2 separate regions of the Homo sapiens genome follow, and region 2 is linked to region 1. The links are chromatin loops, found by intact Hi-C in ENCODE. Cell type or tissue: A673. All regions are shown on one strand.

The links. Hi-C counts contacts between places; a loop is a spot of excess contacts. Peaks named below come from ENCODE experiments on the same cell type or tissue, not always from the same donor. Only the 100,000 strongest peaks of a DNase experiment are listed, where the experiment ranks them.
Region 2: a loop joins it to region 1, with 5 times the contacts of the local background. A loop is called at or near these places in 4 of 110 quality-filtered maps.

The regions. Positions count from the first base shown.
Region 1 is chr16:74,272,210-74,280,209 of GRCh38, forward strand. No RefSeq gene overlaps it. Among named protein-coding and RNA genes, the nearest start is that of PSMD7, 21 kb to the right of the region's middle. In A673, a CTCF peak has its summit at 3,043 (motif pointing left); a DNase peak (open chromatin) is centred at 3,022.
Region 2 is chr16:73,884,381-73,892,380 of GRCh38, forward strand. It overlaps a transcript of ZFHX3 not described here. Among named protein-coding and RNA genes, the nearest start is that of PSMD7-DT, 330 kb to the right of the region's middle. In A673, no CTCF peak of the experiment used is centred here; no DNase peak of the experiment used is centred here; H3K27me3 peaks cover 7,830 bases.

The DNA.
Region 1 (8,000 bases):
GGAGGATAGCTTGAGGCCAAGAGTTCAAGACTAGCCTGGGTAACACAGTGAGACACTGTCTCTACCAAAAATTTTAAAACTTAGCCAGGCATGGTGGTGTGCACCTGTAGTCCTAGCTACTTGGGAGACTGACGCAGGAGGATCAGTTGAGGCTGCAGTGACCCATAATCGCACCACTGCACTCCAGCCTGGGCAACAGAGTGAGACCCTGTCTCAACAATAACAACAACAACAAAGCTCAAAGTAAAGCAGAAGCTATAATTTGAATAAGTCAGACTACTTCCTGATTTATTCAAATTAGATTGACAGTAACTTAGGTTATCTGGGACTCCTCTTCCTCCCCACCAAAAAAAGAGCTTTCCACATTGTCTGAATTCACCAGACACACATCCACCCATTCCTTTACTTCATCTGGCATGGATTTAACCAATGAATAAAAGGGTTGTGGGTCTTGAGAGATCCAGATGTTCATGTGCTTTGCAACTGGATATAACAATATTAAATAATGTCGGCCGGTCGTGGTGGCTCACGCCTGTAATCCCAGCACTTTGGGAGGCCGAGGGGGGTGGATCACGAGGTCAAGAGATCAGGACCATCCTGGCCAACATGGTGAAACCTTGTCTCTACTAAAAATACAAAAATTAGCTGGGCATGGTAGCAGGCGCCTATAGTCCCAGCTACTCGGGAGGCTGAGGCAGGAGAATCGCTTGAACCCAGGAGGCGGAGGTTGCAGTGGGCCGAGATCGCACCACTGCACTCCAGCCTGGTGAAAGAGCGAGACTCTGTCTTAAAAAAAAAAAAAAAAAGAATATTATTAAATAATTTCAAGTAATGGCAGTGCAGAAGGGCACGGTTAGCCAAGAGCCCACCAGGGCTTCAAGATACTGGTAATATTCTGTATCTCAGTTGGGAGGCCAATGCATTGTATTTATTTTATTGTTCTTATACACATGTATAATGGTATATTAAAATTACATAATTAAAATGAAAAAAAGAAAACAAGAAAGAAGGTCTTTTTTTTTTTTTTTTTTTTTTGAGACAGTCTTGCTCTGTCACCCAGGCTGAAGTGCAGTGGTATAATCTCAGCTCACTGCAACCTCCACCTCCCAAGCTCAAGTGATTCTCCTACCTCAGCCTCCCGAGTAGCTGGGACCAAAGGCACGTGCCACCACACCTGGCTAATTTTTGTATTTTCAGTAGAGACCAGGTTTTGCCATGTTGGCCAGGCTGGTCTCAAACTCTTGACCTCAAGCGATTCACCCCCCTTGGCCTCCCAAACTGCCAAGATTACAGGTGTGAGCCACTGTGCCCCAACAAGATCTTTATTTTTTAAAAACTCACTCACAATTTTTCAAAAGCAGATTATGCTTTAGTATTGCCAGTCTACCTCTCATGCCCATCTTAACTGTTCAAGATCTATTTCAAATGACACCCCGGTGAGGCCTTCCCTGACATGTCCTCTTCCCACAGAGGAGCCCACTGTTCCCATCTATGTGGCCACAGCTCCTGATCACCGTCTCATGGGATGCACATTGTACGTGTCCCTCTTTCCGAGGGAAAGGGACATTATCTTGGTGTTCTTTATATTTGAAACACCTACACAACGGTGTCTTGCATATAATAGATGCTCAGTACAGCTTATTTCTTAAGATATTTACTGAAATTATAAAATAACATAGAATAATCATTAATGTTACAACTGAATCTGGTTTTCAACCTCAAATAGATTAATGCTATCCAGGTGCTTCCAACATCGCCAATATATTTGAAATGCTGCCTATCAGCATCTTAGCTAGTTTTCTTTCCTTGCCAGTGAATAACTGCCACAACTGTAGATATGAGCTCATTTGAAGGAATGAAAAGAGCTCTCCCTAAGATCATTTAATAGACCTATGCATAATTATCAATTTCCTCTTGAAGCTAACATTTGCTAAAAGAAAACGAAAGATTCTATTAATGATCAAAATACTTGACTTTCTGGACCTATTCCATTTAATGGGGAACTCAGTTCTCCAGTCTTGGGTTACTGCCAGGTGCTCTTTTACCGGGAATTATTCTAAACTTCTAATCACAGTTCAACAACCATCTGCCAAATCATATACAGGTATTGATATTTGCCACTCTACAGTTAAATTACATCAAATGTCAATGCAATCAACTCATTAGTGGGCTCCTATCGAGCTTCAGTGCTCACCACCCACTTCTGCACCTCTTTGATTAAACAGTGTATAGACCATAGTCCCTGTCCATCTAATCAGCTGATCAGCTCAGTCATACTGCTAATATAAAATCAAATGAGCGGGAGAAGGAAGCGGTAAAAGACCCTGTGAGCACCTTGGTCCCCTCGTAGGCCGAATATCAATATACTATAGTCTAGCAAGAAAAGCAAATGAAATTACAAAATTGCTTAGAGAATCATTTTAACAGAAAGTCACAAGCGGTCATTTAAAAAGCAATGTAATTGTCCCGAGATCACATTTTGCTAGCATTCTTCCACCTTCTCTGCTACCCGAGATTTTAAATCTCTCTTGCTGATGTAAAAACCATAAGCAAACCCAAAGTGTGACTGACATGTGCAGATTCTGAATGCTGGAGGTCAGCACAGCTTACTGGTAAGCTGCCCACTGCTCCAAATTTTATATCTCCTCTGTCCCTCAGTTATTGCATGACATGATTTAACAACTGTAATTCCTTATTTAACGATGTCAAAGGTTTTTAGGAAATTGACTGTATTTCACCAACGATATATTTCTTCTTGATTACGGAGTGGTTAAAATGATTTTAAACCAAGACAGCAAAATAAAGCAGTAATAAAATCAATAAAAGGTGCTTAAAACATTCCTTCTATTAGGTAATGGCATTTAAAATATCCGTAGCTTGTAATGGCACTTAGGATATGCCCAAAAATCAATGAGCTAAATTACTTATTGAACTAGTTAATTTGAACATTGAGTTTTTTATGTATATTGATAAAATGGGCTTACAGAATACTGGCAAGCAGCAATACTGTGTCCATGGTCAGATGTCTCCCTCTGCTGGAATAAAAAAAAAATTAAACCATTTCTTCCAGTTATGGAACAAAAAGATAAAAAAATTACAAGCTGTAAACTCAAAAAGTCCACAAAAGACTTCTTAATCTTAAAAATCTCCGGAAATTCATGACAATAATATGAAATCATTAAGGGTTAAAAACACACACACAGTTTCTGAAAACTTTGTCAATAAGCTGGAATGTGGTATTTATACCCAGTATCAAATAGCAGATGAGAACCAGCATTTAATTATTTCAAAACTCTTTTCCTAATTTTCTAAACATTATCCTAGGGGTTTTGGGGGATATATTATTAGAAATAAGATTCTAAAAGCCTTGAGTCCTCTCTTTGATGTCAGAAGAAAGGGGGTTTGAATTTTAAAGGAGAAAGTATAAATCTATGCTCAAGGAAAAGTCTACTTTCTTAGATGTTTAATTTGATCAAAATCAAGTTGGAACTATCTCTGTAAATGAAGGTTTTTGAGAACTCAATGTATGAATCCACGAAACAGCTTCACACGCCTCTCCCTGCGTGGGGTGGTATAAGAGTTTCCAACACTATTGTTACCTTTTTTTTTTTTTTCAAACATCTACTATTTAAAATGCTAAGTACTTTGCTGAAAAGACTCTTCACCGCTTTTCAATTTCTCCCCCTGCCAGTTGAGCCCTAAGCAGGTGTTAGAGTTCTGAAGAGCTCGCCTCGGGACTTTTAACTCTTAACTACAAAAGGGAGCTTCAGAAATTATGATAAAAGGTGTTAAGAGAGAAATGAGGGTGAAGAGGTATCTGACACACACCTGAAATTGTACATAGTACCTTTCGAAAAAATTACAGCTACCCAGAACAAACCAGTTTGGTTGTAAATGGTTTCATCAACAGTAACCCATATATTTTTGCAGTCATATTTCCACTCATTTCATTTATATTCAAAACAATGAGCACATGTAAAGTTACATGCTCTGACAGGAGAATTTTTTAATCAAAGAACTTTGCTCATTCTATATGAGTTTGGCTTTGTTTTGGGTTGTCTTGTCTTTATGTGGGATGAAGTAGGAAACTACACAGAATAATGGGGTTTTTTTTGTGTACTGAAACATCATTGGCCAAGACATTATGGATATACTGTGTAACATAGTGCCCAAGTTCCACAATACAGTTGACCAATGTCTGACTTTTGCTAGGTGCGAATGCTAAAAAGATGACTAAGCTGTGGTTCTGGACTTCACACATACCCCAGTACAGAAGAGATACACATCAAATGAACCATTACAATCAAACATGATGAGTACTGTAATAGAAATATGTACACCTGTAATCCCAGCCACTCAGAAGGCTGAGGCAGGAGGACTATTTGAGCCCAGGAGTTCAAGACCAGCCTGGGCAACATAGCAAGACACCATCTCAAATTTTTTTAATAAAGAAAGATGCACGAAGTGTTGTGAGGACCCAGAGCACAGAAGAACCAACTCTGCCTGCAGAAGGCAAGGAGAAAGCTTCCACAGAAAATATAACCTTCTGAATGAGTCCTTGAGAAAGACATAAGAATGCTCCTGGTGTATAAGGAGTTCCAACTAAACTAGCACAGAGCAAAGCAAATTGTTGGAAATAGCTGAATTCATTGGGATTTCAGGTGGGTCTGGCAGCAGGTGAGACCAGTAGGAAATAAGTTTCATAAAGGTTGGTTGAGGTCAAGTTGGGAAGTCTTGGATACCTTCTTAAAGTTCAGATTTTATCCTGTGGCACTGGAAAGGTTTTGAAGGATTTTAAGGAATTAATATCAGTGTCATCCGAAAGATCACCAGGATGGCCAAATAGTAGAAAGGAGAGCTTTATTGGCAATATCAGTTTGCAAACCGGGAAAGGATGGACAGTCTCCAGCATGTGCCAAAGGTGCTCTCTCTTCAAAGAGGGGAAGAAGAAGTTGGGTTTTATGCCCTACAGGGCCTGCATCACACAATAGAGTCATACATATTCAGCAGGTTTGGGGAAAGCTATACATATTTATGAGGGGAGCTGAGTGCATGCACAATGGGCAAACATATATGTAACATACATCCTATCTTCACCTTGGGGAGAGGTTTTAGCATTAAAATGAGGTGGAATTTAGCTATTCACATCAAAAAGTGAACTACAGGACACAAAGGTGCGTAGCCTCCTCTATAAGCCGGCTGAAACTGGCTTAAGGCCTGAAATTGCTTATCAGAAAAGCATGTTTGTAAGGCCAGTCTTCTGTCCAGAGTTGTAGGGGTCTGGGTTGTAAATCAGACTTAGGAGGGGTCTCATAGCTCCTATTGTTAGGGAGTTTAGCAAGTGTGGTTTTCTTGTAACCATAAGAATTCAGAAATTTGCCATGCCAGCTGGGACCTGAGCACTCAACCCATAGGTTTTGTTTTGTTTTGTTTTGTTTTGTTTTGTTTTTTGAGACAGGGTCTCACTCAGTTGCCCAAGGTGGAGTGCACAGGCGCAATCACAGCTCACTGCAGCCTCAACATCTTAGGCTCAGGTGATCCTCCCACCTCAGCCTCCCAAGTAGCTGGGACTACAGGTGCATGCCATCAGGACTGGCGAATTTTGGTATTTTTTGTAGACAGGGTTTCACCATGTTGCCCAGGCTGCCCTCAAAATCCTGGGCTCAAGCAATCTGCCTTGGCCTCCCATAGTGCTGAGATTACGGAAGTGAGCCACTATGCCCGGCAGGTAACTTTTTGTTTCCTTAACCTTAGGGTCGACCTTAGTTGATAAAGGGACGTCTATTTTGATCTCTCAGATCACATCAGCATTACACTTTGTGGGAGGAAAGAACACCAGCGATGTGGAAGATGGCTTGAAGATTCTGGCTGGAAGCAGCCAAGAGATACCTGCAATAATCTTGCTGGGAGCCAATAGAAGGCACAGCAGAGGACTATTGAGATAAGGAACAAACTGCAGACATTTAGAGAACACAACTTCAACCAGATCAAGTACATGTGCCTGTGCCCTGATATGGAAGGGACATACAAAACTGAAACCAGTGGCCACATTTGAGATAGGATTATGGCTGATTTTCTTTTCTTCCAACAACTGTTATTGAATATTGTTGCTTCAGCTTTTTAAATTAAAAAGAAATGCTTCTTTGATTTCATGTCTTGAAGAAAACAAGAAAAGGAGAAAACACTTCTGTCTTTAGAAAGATAAAGAGCTTCGGTGGGGTGCAGTGGCTCACACCTGTAATTCCAGCACTTTAGGAGGCCGAGGCGGGCAGATTGCTTGAGCTCAGGAGTTCAAGACCAGCCTGGGCAACATGATGAAATCCCATCTCTACCAAAAATACAAAAAATTAGCTGGGCATGGTAGCACACGCCTGTAGTCCCAGCTACTCGGGAGGCTGGAAGATGAGAGGATCACTTGACCCCAGGAGGCAGAGGTAGCTGTGAACTGAGATTTCACCACTGTACTCATGCCTGGGTTACAGAGTGCAACCCCATCTCAAAAAAAAAAAAAAAAAAAAACAACGAGCTTCAGCCAAGTGCAATGGCTCACACCTGTAATCCCAGGAATCTGGGAGGCCAAAGTGGGTGGACTGTTTCAGCCTAGGAGTTCGAGAACAGCCTGAGCAACATGGTGAAACCCTGTCTCTACAAAAAATGCAAAAAATTAGCCAGGCATGGTGGCATGCATCTGTGGTCCCAGCTATTCAGGAGGCTGAGGTGGGAGGACCACTTGAGTCTGGGAGATCGAGGCTGCAGAGAGCCATGATCATGCCACTGCCCTCCACCTAGGAACAGTGAGACTCTGTCAAAAAAAAAAAAAAAAAAGTAAAGAGCTTCAACTGTTTTCAAACCTTGTTCTTGTTTTGATGCTACATCCATCAATCTACATCCAAAAGTCAAGTAAAACGGAGAAGAAAAAAAAAGTTTCATTTTTACACAGCCATGAAGCATGGCTCTGAAAAGAATCAGAATGGCAAGGTAAGGGTGAAGGGAACTTTCTTTCCACCCTCTGGAGTTGCAATAAGTTGAGTCTCTGGAATAAATTGGCCATAGACAGATTAACAGGAGAAAAGGCTTAAAAATGTATTACATGCACATGCATGGGGGTCCCACAGAGTATGAGACTTGGAGAACATCTAAAACCACCTGGCAGCCTCTCCCTGCCTGCTGCACAAATAAAGACCATGGCATTGCAGTAAAGAAAGAGTTTAACTGACACGAGGCTGGCCATGCCACGAGGGAGACAGAGCTGTTACTCAAATCAATCTCAAAGGCTTGTAGGTTAGGCGTTTTTCAAAGGCAGTTTTGGGGGAAGGGATGGAAGTGGGTAGAAAATGGGTGCTTGCTGCTGATTGGTTGGGCTAGAGATAAAATCATAGTGGGTGGAAGCTGTCCTTTTTTCTTTTTTCTTTTTTTTTTTGGAGATGGAGTTTCACTCTTGTTGCCCAGGCTGGAGTGTAATGGTGTGATCTCAGCTCACCACAATCACCACCTCCTGGGTTCAAGCAATTCTCCTGCCTCAGCCTCCCAAGTATCTGGGATTATAGGCATGCGCCACCACACCCAACTAATTTTGTATTTTTAGTAGAGACGGGGTTTCTCCATGTTGGTCAGGCTGGTCTCGAACTCCCAACCTCAGGTGATCCTCAGGCCCACCTCGGCCTCCCAAAGTGCTGGGGTTACAGGTATGAGCCACCTCACTTGGCCAGATGCTGTCCTCTAGAGCTGAGCTGCTCCTGTGTGGGGCCACAGGAGCGGTTTGGCAGTCCAGGTGGAGCTGTCAGAGGTGTTTGAACCAGAGCGACTCCACTTTGAGTGAGAGCTGGAAAATGAGGCTGAGACTTGCTGGGCTGCATTCCCAGAAAGTTAGGTATTCCTAACGTCTAGATGTTTATGGTTAAGGGAATGAATTAATAATGTTTACCCAACAGACCCAGACTTAGGAGTGTCCAGATATCCCGATATCTGGAGAACAAGGGCATTCCTAATTTTGCTTTAAA
Region 2 (8,000 bases), 390 kb before region 1:
CAATTTTTTCCACTTTCAGGATATCTTTAAGACAACATATCAAATACCCAAATCTTACAGGAGTGTGGAGGCCATGCCATATGACTTGGTTGGAGCTGTTAACAAAAGAAACATGGAAAAATCATGCAGTTTAGACTTTTAATTAAATTGTTTGTTTTGGATTCAAAAGCACTTTGTTCATTCAGCCCTGAGTACCAGTGGTGTTTCCAACCACAGATGACTATTCCCGAAATGACCACGGTTGACAGCTTCAGTGGTGGCTTTCAGAGTCTTTATTCGCAAAACACAGACATTCCGAAATGCCTTTATTTAAACTGTAATAAATAGACTATGCTTCAGAAACACTCTACAAAGAATAAGAATCTTTCTGCCTAAGTAAAAATGACCCTGTTTATCTGAATAGTTTTTGAATTAAATATCCACATGCTATTGTTTCAGAAACAATAAAAGTAATGATAGTCATCTATTGTTTATTGTCCTCTTCCCAGAATTAGAACTTAATTAGCTGCAAATGCCTTATCTTTTCCAAATCAGCATAATACACATTACCTAAATGTTGCCTCCTGTTGTTCAAGCCCTCTAACTTGGTAGATTCAAAATTAGCCAGTTATAGCAATGCTTTTCGCTTTAAATTTTAATAATAAACAGAGACATCCCCTTTCTTTCCCCCCACCCAGACCCTCCCTCTTTTCTGAAAACTGAAGTCTGCTGCTGAAAGGATTGAAAATCTGGAAAGAGTTTGGGGTGGACTGGCCAACCCCCTTTCATTTCCTTCAGATGTTTACAATCTAGCACCTTTCTGAAGACAAAGATGGGAAAAAAACCTATTTTTCCCTTTGACTGAAGGGTGAGACAGGGGGGTATTAAAAACTGATCAATGTAATTTTTTTCTCAGAAGTATTTGCACATCTGTGAAATAATGTAATTTATTTTTAAAAAACTTTTTATATGACATTCATGATTATAGCCCGATCTGGAGAATTATTCAAATATAAAATTAAATGTTCAAAAACTAGCTGCGCTGTGGATGGCTGAGCTTATCCCAGCTGTGCATTATACTTATATAATTCTATTAGAAGTATCAAAATGAGCCTTTCTAGATCTCACTGAATCTCTGAAAAGGGGAAGTGGTGTTTTCTAAGAAAGTGTGATGATCTACTTCTTTTTGTTTGTTTCATTTTTCCGTGGATCAGCCTCCAGGGGTCTAAAGATGCTCCCACCAAACTGTTCAAAAACAGTAACAAAAAAAGGTGATGGGAGAAGGGCTACTGAATAATAATAAAAGCATTCCGTAAAGTAGATTGTATTTTATTATCACAGGGTTTGGGAAAATCTGTGACTTAAAAGGAGGTTACAAACCTTAAAAGTAAATTCTGCTGTTTCAGTGAAATTGCTGGAGATATAATATGAGCCATCTGTAATTTCCCCTTCACTGCCCTGTTAAACACTGCAAGTCACTTTCACTCCCAGACCCTGATGCACCCACGCCCATCAAAAAGCAGTAAGTACCCCCCTGACTGAGGGAAATTTGCCCTCCAAATGTACAGTTTATAAACAAACTTTCCCTGACCAAATGTTAGAGCGAAGTTTTCCTTTCCATCCATATGCCTGTATACTGTCACCTCTGAATACATCTGCCTATAGGGAGGAATTCAATGTAATATTCATCAAATTCAAATTAATCCTGAACCTTACACAATCCATTCAAGGTAACAAATCGTCAATGACTTTTAAAATAATTGGAGCCCAGAAAATAAAAGACTATTAAATCTGTTTGAAGTTACAGATTGAAACCTACACCTCAAATTCTGTTACTTCCTTTTTTAAAAAATAAAATGCATTTCTAAAGCATTTACTATAAATTAAATATTTAAAAATAAACCAGAATTCGTTTATGGATTAATATTATCAAATTTTAAGAGGGAAAAAAAAACACCATTCCCATTATTTGAGGACACAAATTAACAGTCAGATAACCTCAAAAAAGCTTACATTTGAAAGAAAGGGATCTGCAGTTACCGTTTTTAAACACAGGAGCAAAATAAGGGCGAAGATATTTCTGCTGCCTAAGACAGACGGACTTTAATAACACTTAACAGAATGACGCACATAATAATCTCAGAAAGCACTTCTTATGCCTCATCCATCATGCCGAGGAGAAAATGAAGCCTTCGACAGCATTAGGAATTATTCTAGATCTTGTCAGTAATTCGCAGCTCCTCTGTAGTATCACAACACAAATGTGCGTGTGAGCGACACTGACCATTAATCTAGAGAGTTTTTTCGCCTCACAACAGCGTGAGGAGAATGTATCAATTGTTTTGTGGAGAAATGGCACATGCAAAGCCACACAAAATAAAACAAGGAAAATCAGGGAGATGTATGGGGAGATAAACAAACAGTGTATTAAGAAATAAACATGTTTTCTATCACTGTGAAAGAAATCAACACAGTATCCTTAGCAACTGGGTTAGGTGAATTGGGAACTATAAATGTCCTAGCTGAAGGACCAGTCTGTCACTGATTAAAAGTTTCTATAAAGTTGCAACATACTGTCCACATCCTTAAGTAATAAGCCCTTAGGTGATGAGAAAATGAAGGGTTTCCGCTGCTCTCTGGAAGAGGAATGCAAAAAGATCCACCTTCTGCCTTCAGTCAAAAATCCATATGGTCACCTGAGTTGTTTGTTTCACTCACTGTAAAGTTCTCCTTTCAAAAAATTGGGATTGGGCGATGGTAAGGATTAATAAAATTGGGAGATGCTAGGATTAATATATGCTAAGGATTATAAAATAAATTAACAAAATATCACCTTATTCACAGAGATCTCTAGCTGTGACAGCGTGTTGGCGGCAAAGCAAATTTGAACTCCCAGGCCTCGAGATAAAACAAACGAGAGATTTTGGCAGGATCTTCCTCAAAATGAACTCTAGTCTTAATAGTATGGTGACCATTCTAAAATGGCCTGTGCTCCAAAGAAAAAGGTTTATAAATATTTGCAAAACAAACTCTTAAAACATTCCTCTGAGTCTACTCCAAATCGATTTCTATACATGTTCTATAAAGATGAAAGCTAACTGGATGTCTGGTTTATGATAGATTAAAATGGTTTAACTTCCAAAATGATGTACTCCACACAGATGTGTTTCTGTGAAGTTCTGTGAACTACACCACGGCAACAACAAAAAAAAGCAGGCTCTTGTCAGATGGAATGAAGTGAATGCTTCTTTAGAGTAGATGAATTGGATTTGGGGCCAGGAAGAAACCAAAAAATTTAAAAAAAATACACAGGTGAGAAAAGGTAAACACAAACTAATAAATAGTAATAATAATTTTAAAGTTTTCTAAAGTAACACACACACTTTTTTTTGTTAATAAAGTATGTTGGGTAACTTAAAACAGCCCAAAATCACTTAGAAATTCGTGTTCAATGCACCCAGAGTTCTATCTCATTTTCAACACTTAAAATCTGAATTTTTTTTAAAAAAACAAACTTTTCCACCTCTTTGGAATGATGAGCAAATTTCAAGAGAAGATATAAGTGCTAAGTCCTCATCTTAGGTTGGACTATTTGACCCACTCCCAGCTGGGAGGAACGGTTTATTATTCACAAGTAACAAACTCAGCAGCAAGATAAAAACAGCTCCCAGGAAGTGGATGCAACGGGGCCCCTCCTTTCCATCTGCATCAGCCCACCTCCGTCTTCCTCTCCCTACCGCAAGCTATAAAGCTCAAATGTCTCTAGGAGCATCACCGAGGCCTGGCAATGGACAGGTATTTGTACTGAATAATGCTCACGTCAGGAATGAGTAAAACTAGGTTAGAAGTTGAGGTTTTCACAAAATAATGAAGAAGAAATGTCATGCTAGCAGCGGTAACGGCATAAATTGTGCTCATTCATTCATTATCCTTTTTCCCTCCCCTTCCCCCCACGGAAACATAATTTTTATTTTTCAGATCTACATGCTTGCGAGGGAATACGGCTTTTGCCATAGTTGTTGCTCTCTCGAAGCCCAAGATGAGAGACAAAGATGATTTGTAAAGATTAAAAAAATAGTAATAATAATAAAGATGGGTGTGGCAACACATTTCTTCTAGATTTCAATTCAAGGAGAAAAGGTAAATAGGATTTCCCAAACAAAATTACCTGGAGCTTTAACTTTTACTTTATCTAATTGAACTACAGAGAAAATATCAGCTAAAAATGTCACCTGCTCCACAGTAAATACACTGCTCCTAGTTCAGGAACTGGAGGAGGGAAAAGAAAAATGTTTACATTTCAATTGTTCAGATGCCGATTCTGAAAACGATAACAAAAGAATACTCAAGAAGATACTTCTGTGGGCAGCTTTCCGGGTGGATGTCTGGGCTGGCGGCTGTGATGTGGGGGCTAAGTGTAAGCAGAAACAATTCAGAGAGGCTGGGGTCCACCTTGGAGGTCTAGTTAAGGTGCAGACAGATTTCAGGCTAAAAAAAAACCGGGAAGGATCCCTGTTCCCCCAACGCCCGCCCCCTACCACCCCCCCAAAAAATCCTGTAAACCTCTGCTGTCTGGTAGCAAGCCCGCATACTCTCCAGTGCTGAGATAAAGACCCAATCTGCTCATCAAACACCTCCAGGCTCCACCATCTAATAGAAACAAATTGGCAATGACTGCCCAAGCTAGTAACACAGGCCCACTGATTTGTAGATTGATACGGATGCCTAATGATCCCCTTGGGCAGATCAATAGTAACAATCCTCATCCCTGCCTTTCTTCTTTATTGGCATAGAAGACTAAGGCAAGGAGAAAGCCGGTCTTAGAAGAGGCCACAGTGCTACCTGGGGACAGATGGGAATAAGGACACAGGTGCGGCTGTGCAGGAAGGAAGCTGCGCCAGACCCGCGCTCCAGAACTTTCCACTGACTGTCTCGATTCATTCCATGTTTTTGGCAGGCAAAGGGTGTAAGAATGGGACACGATATGCTTTTCTATTAATAGTATCCGTGCACAGTGTTCAGTGAGACCCAGGCTAGAGTCAGCACAGCTGCCTTCATCTGGGAAGGGGAAGAGAAGTGATGCAAGCCCCAGTGCATCTCCCAGAGAATGAACTTGGTGGACAGAAAATGCCAACGATGTGATGACAGAGAATGGAAAAAGGCGAACAAACATGGGAAGTTGCATCTTAGGAAAACTTAGGGTGAAGTACCTATGATCAAAGAGGGGCAATAATGAACCGCATTGTTTTAAGTATCATCCAAAGGAGGCAAGTGGATTCATGCGCTGTTGTTTGAACATGCTTAAAACACCCACTGCCTACCGGACCCCAGTGTATGGGTTAATTCTCACACACAGGAGCTATTCTCTGTGCCCTCACCCTTCTCCTGAGTGCAGGTTTTCTTGAAGTTGACAGCGGCTCACCCTTCTACTGACTCTTCTCCTTTCTGTAGGCCAATCCCATCCCCGCCCCCAGAGCCAGGGCTTATTTTCCATTTGTGTATTATTCTTGTGAATAAAATTATCCAATTAGGAAATCCATTTAAAGTCCTTAACAATAACAGGGAAAAACTAATGGAGTTGCTTTGGATTTTCTTTTTCAATAAATTAATGTTAGTGATGTTCTGTGGATTCTTAAGTGCTCATTTATATCATCAGGGTTATTGCACACATAACAATTAGTCCTAAATTTCTATACTGATTTGTCTATACTCTAGGAAGTCCATTCTCCCAAAGAAGTAGTAGACAAGACTCGGAGAAAACTTACTGGCAGGCAGAGCGAATTTGACTTCTAAAATAAATAAATCTATGACATCTAAAAACCTTTGTACTTCGTTGTTAAATTTTTTCTTCTTGTAATTGTAAGAGTGTAAAAAAAAAACCAAAAAAAAAAAAAACAACAAAAAAAAACCTCTCCCTTCTTCCCCTTTTACAACGACTCTGTGCACATTTGCAGGTGTTGCATACAAAATAGCCAAAAGGGGTAGGGGGCAGCGAATGTTCCATTTTTACTCCTGCATTCAGACCTGCAACTAGCCGCCTGAGAATTTGCTTTGTTCAGCAATCATTCTCGTTTGGTTTTGTTATTAAAGGGAGATAACACTGAATGTCAGAGATGAAATTGCATTTTCTTTATTGTCAACGGTTGAAACCTTTGCCACCCAACCGATCTAGTGAAAGATTCGGTTTTTTAATTTTTTGTCATAATAAAAATATTTTTAATCTGGTCCCTTCTTTTTCTCTTTTGCATACTCAAACACAGAACTGAAGCTACAATGAAAAGCCTTGGTATCCCAGCCCACTGCGTAATATCACAAATTAGTCATCTTCTCTTTCCTGTACGTTACATCGTCCTATTTAAATAAAAGCAAACGTGGAGCCGTGTTAAATTTTGACAGTAAAGGGTTTGCACTGATGGACCAAATAATCACGTGCGCTAGGGCTCCGGCACTGACCACTTAAAATTCAAATTTCACACTAACGATAAGTGTAATCATCGCAATCAGCATCACCACCACCACCATCACCATCATCACAATAAAGAGATGCATTCTGTGAGCTGGTGACATCAATCAACTGTGTGGTGCAGATCAGAAGAGGCGCTCCCCTCTCCCTCTCTCACTCCGTCTGTCTTGCTGGCTTCCCCCTACCCCACCTCGCCGCTCCCCCCCTCCACCTCACCCCCGCTCAGAGAAGTGATCACATTTAATTCATTGCATCATTATGTCATCTCCATACTAATCTCTGCCCTCACACCTCTGCCACTTTGACATGCAAATGAGCTAGAAAAAAGCCACACATTAATATAAAAAAGTCACAGCAATCATGTCATGATTTCCTGCCTCCCAGCCCCACAGCATTCCCTCCAATCCCCACCTCTCCCCCCAGCTCTCTTTCCAGCACGCTGTGCTGGTGATCACAAGAAACAACAGCAATCTGTTGAAGATCAGACGCTAAGACAGGGAGGTGGGGAGAAAGATACACACATACACGTGTCAGCAACGCGGCCCAGGCAGTCCTATTTGCATATTCACATGAGTTCCGTTCTCAGATTGCTTAAGCAGGGAAGAAGTTAGGTAGCTCCCCCACCCTCCTACCCTCCCCGATCCATAAAGAAAACAGCTACTGAGAAGGAAGGAGAGGGAGAGAGAGGGGGAGAGAGGACATATGAATGTAAAGGGAAAGAGAGAGAATATGAAAAGGGAGGGGGCATGGAGAGAGAGAAAGACACACGCAGAAAGAGACAGAAGGAAGAAAAGAGAAGAAAAGAAAAGCTGTCCACATCTACCTTACCTCAGCTAGCTTGCTTTCTGTTGCTCTTAAAAGGAATTCCCTGTGGTTCCTTTAGAATTTTTGAGAACCATCCTTCAGGGTTTTTAGTTCTCTCTCTCTCTCTCTCTCTCTCTCTCTCTCTCTCTTCCTCCTCCTCTTTCTGTGTTGTGACTGGGTTTATAAAAAAAATAAAAAAGACAACTCCATGTTAAGCTAGCAGTCAAGGAAGCATCATGAAGTCCAGGGCTACAGGGGGAGGGAAGAAAGGAGGAGGGTCACAGCTTAATGCTTTACAAAGGAGAACCTGGAGACTCTGTTTTAAAACATCCCTCTCACATACAATGACTGACAAAGACAAAAATATATGTACTTATATGTATACACAGAGACATATGTATGTTTTCACCAGTAAGCCAGATGTCAAAAATGTTCAGATTGTGGTGCAAGCAAATGTAGAAAAATTATGAGTCCTTCTGAAAACCCCATTGCGGATCCACTTTGCTGCTCCCTGGTTGCAGAGGGGGCCAGGCAGCGAGCTAGGGGCTTTATTTGCTGAATCACATTTGTGGCAATACCTGGGTAATAAGGGACTGACTCGAGATGGGGTTCCAGCTACTGCAATGAATTTCCCAGCTTTGATCAGTTTTCACCAGTACTTTCGTGGTATTGAAAATGTGTGAACATGTCCACAAATTTTCTGGCTTTTTTTTTCTTGCAACAACTTAAAAAAAAAAAGGAAGAAAAAGAAAAA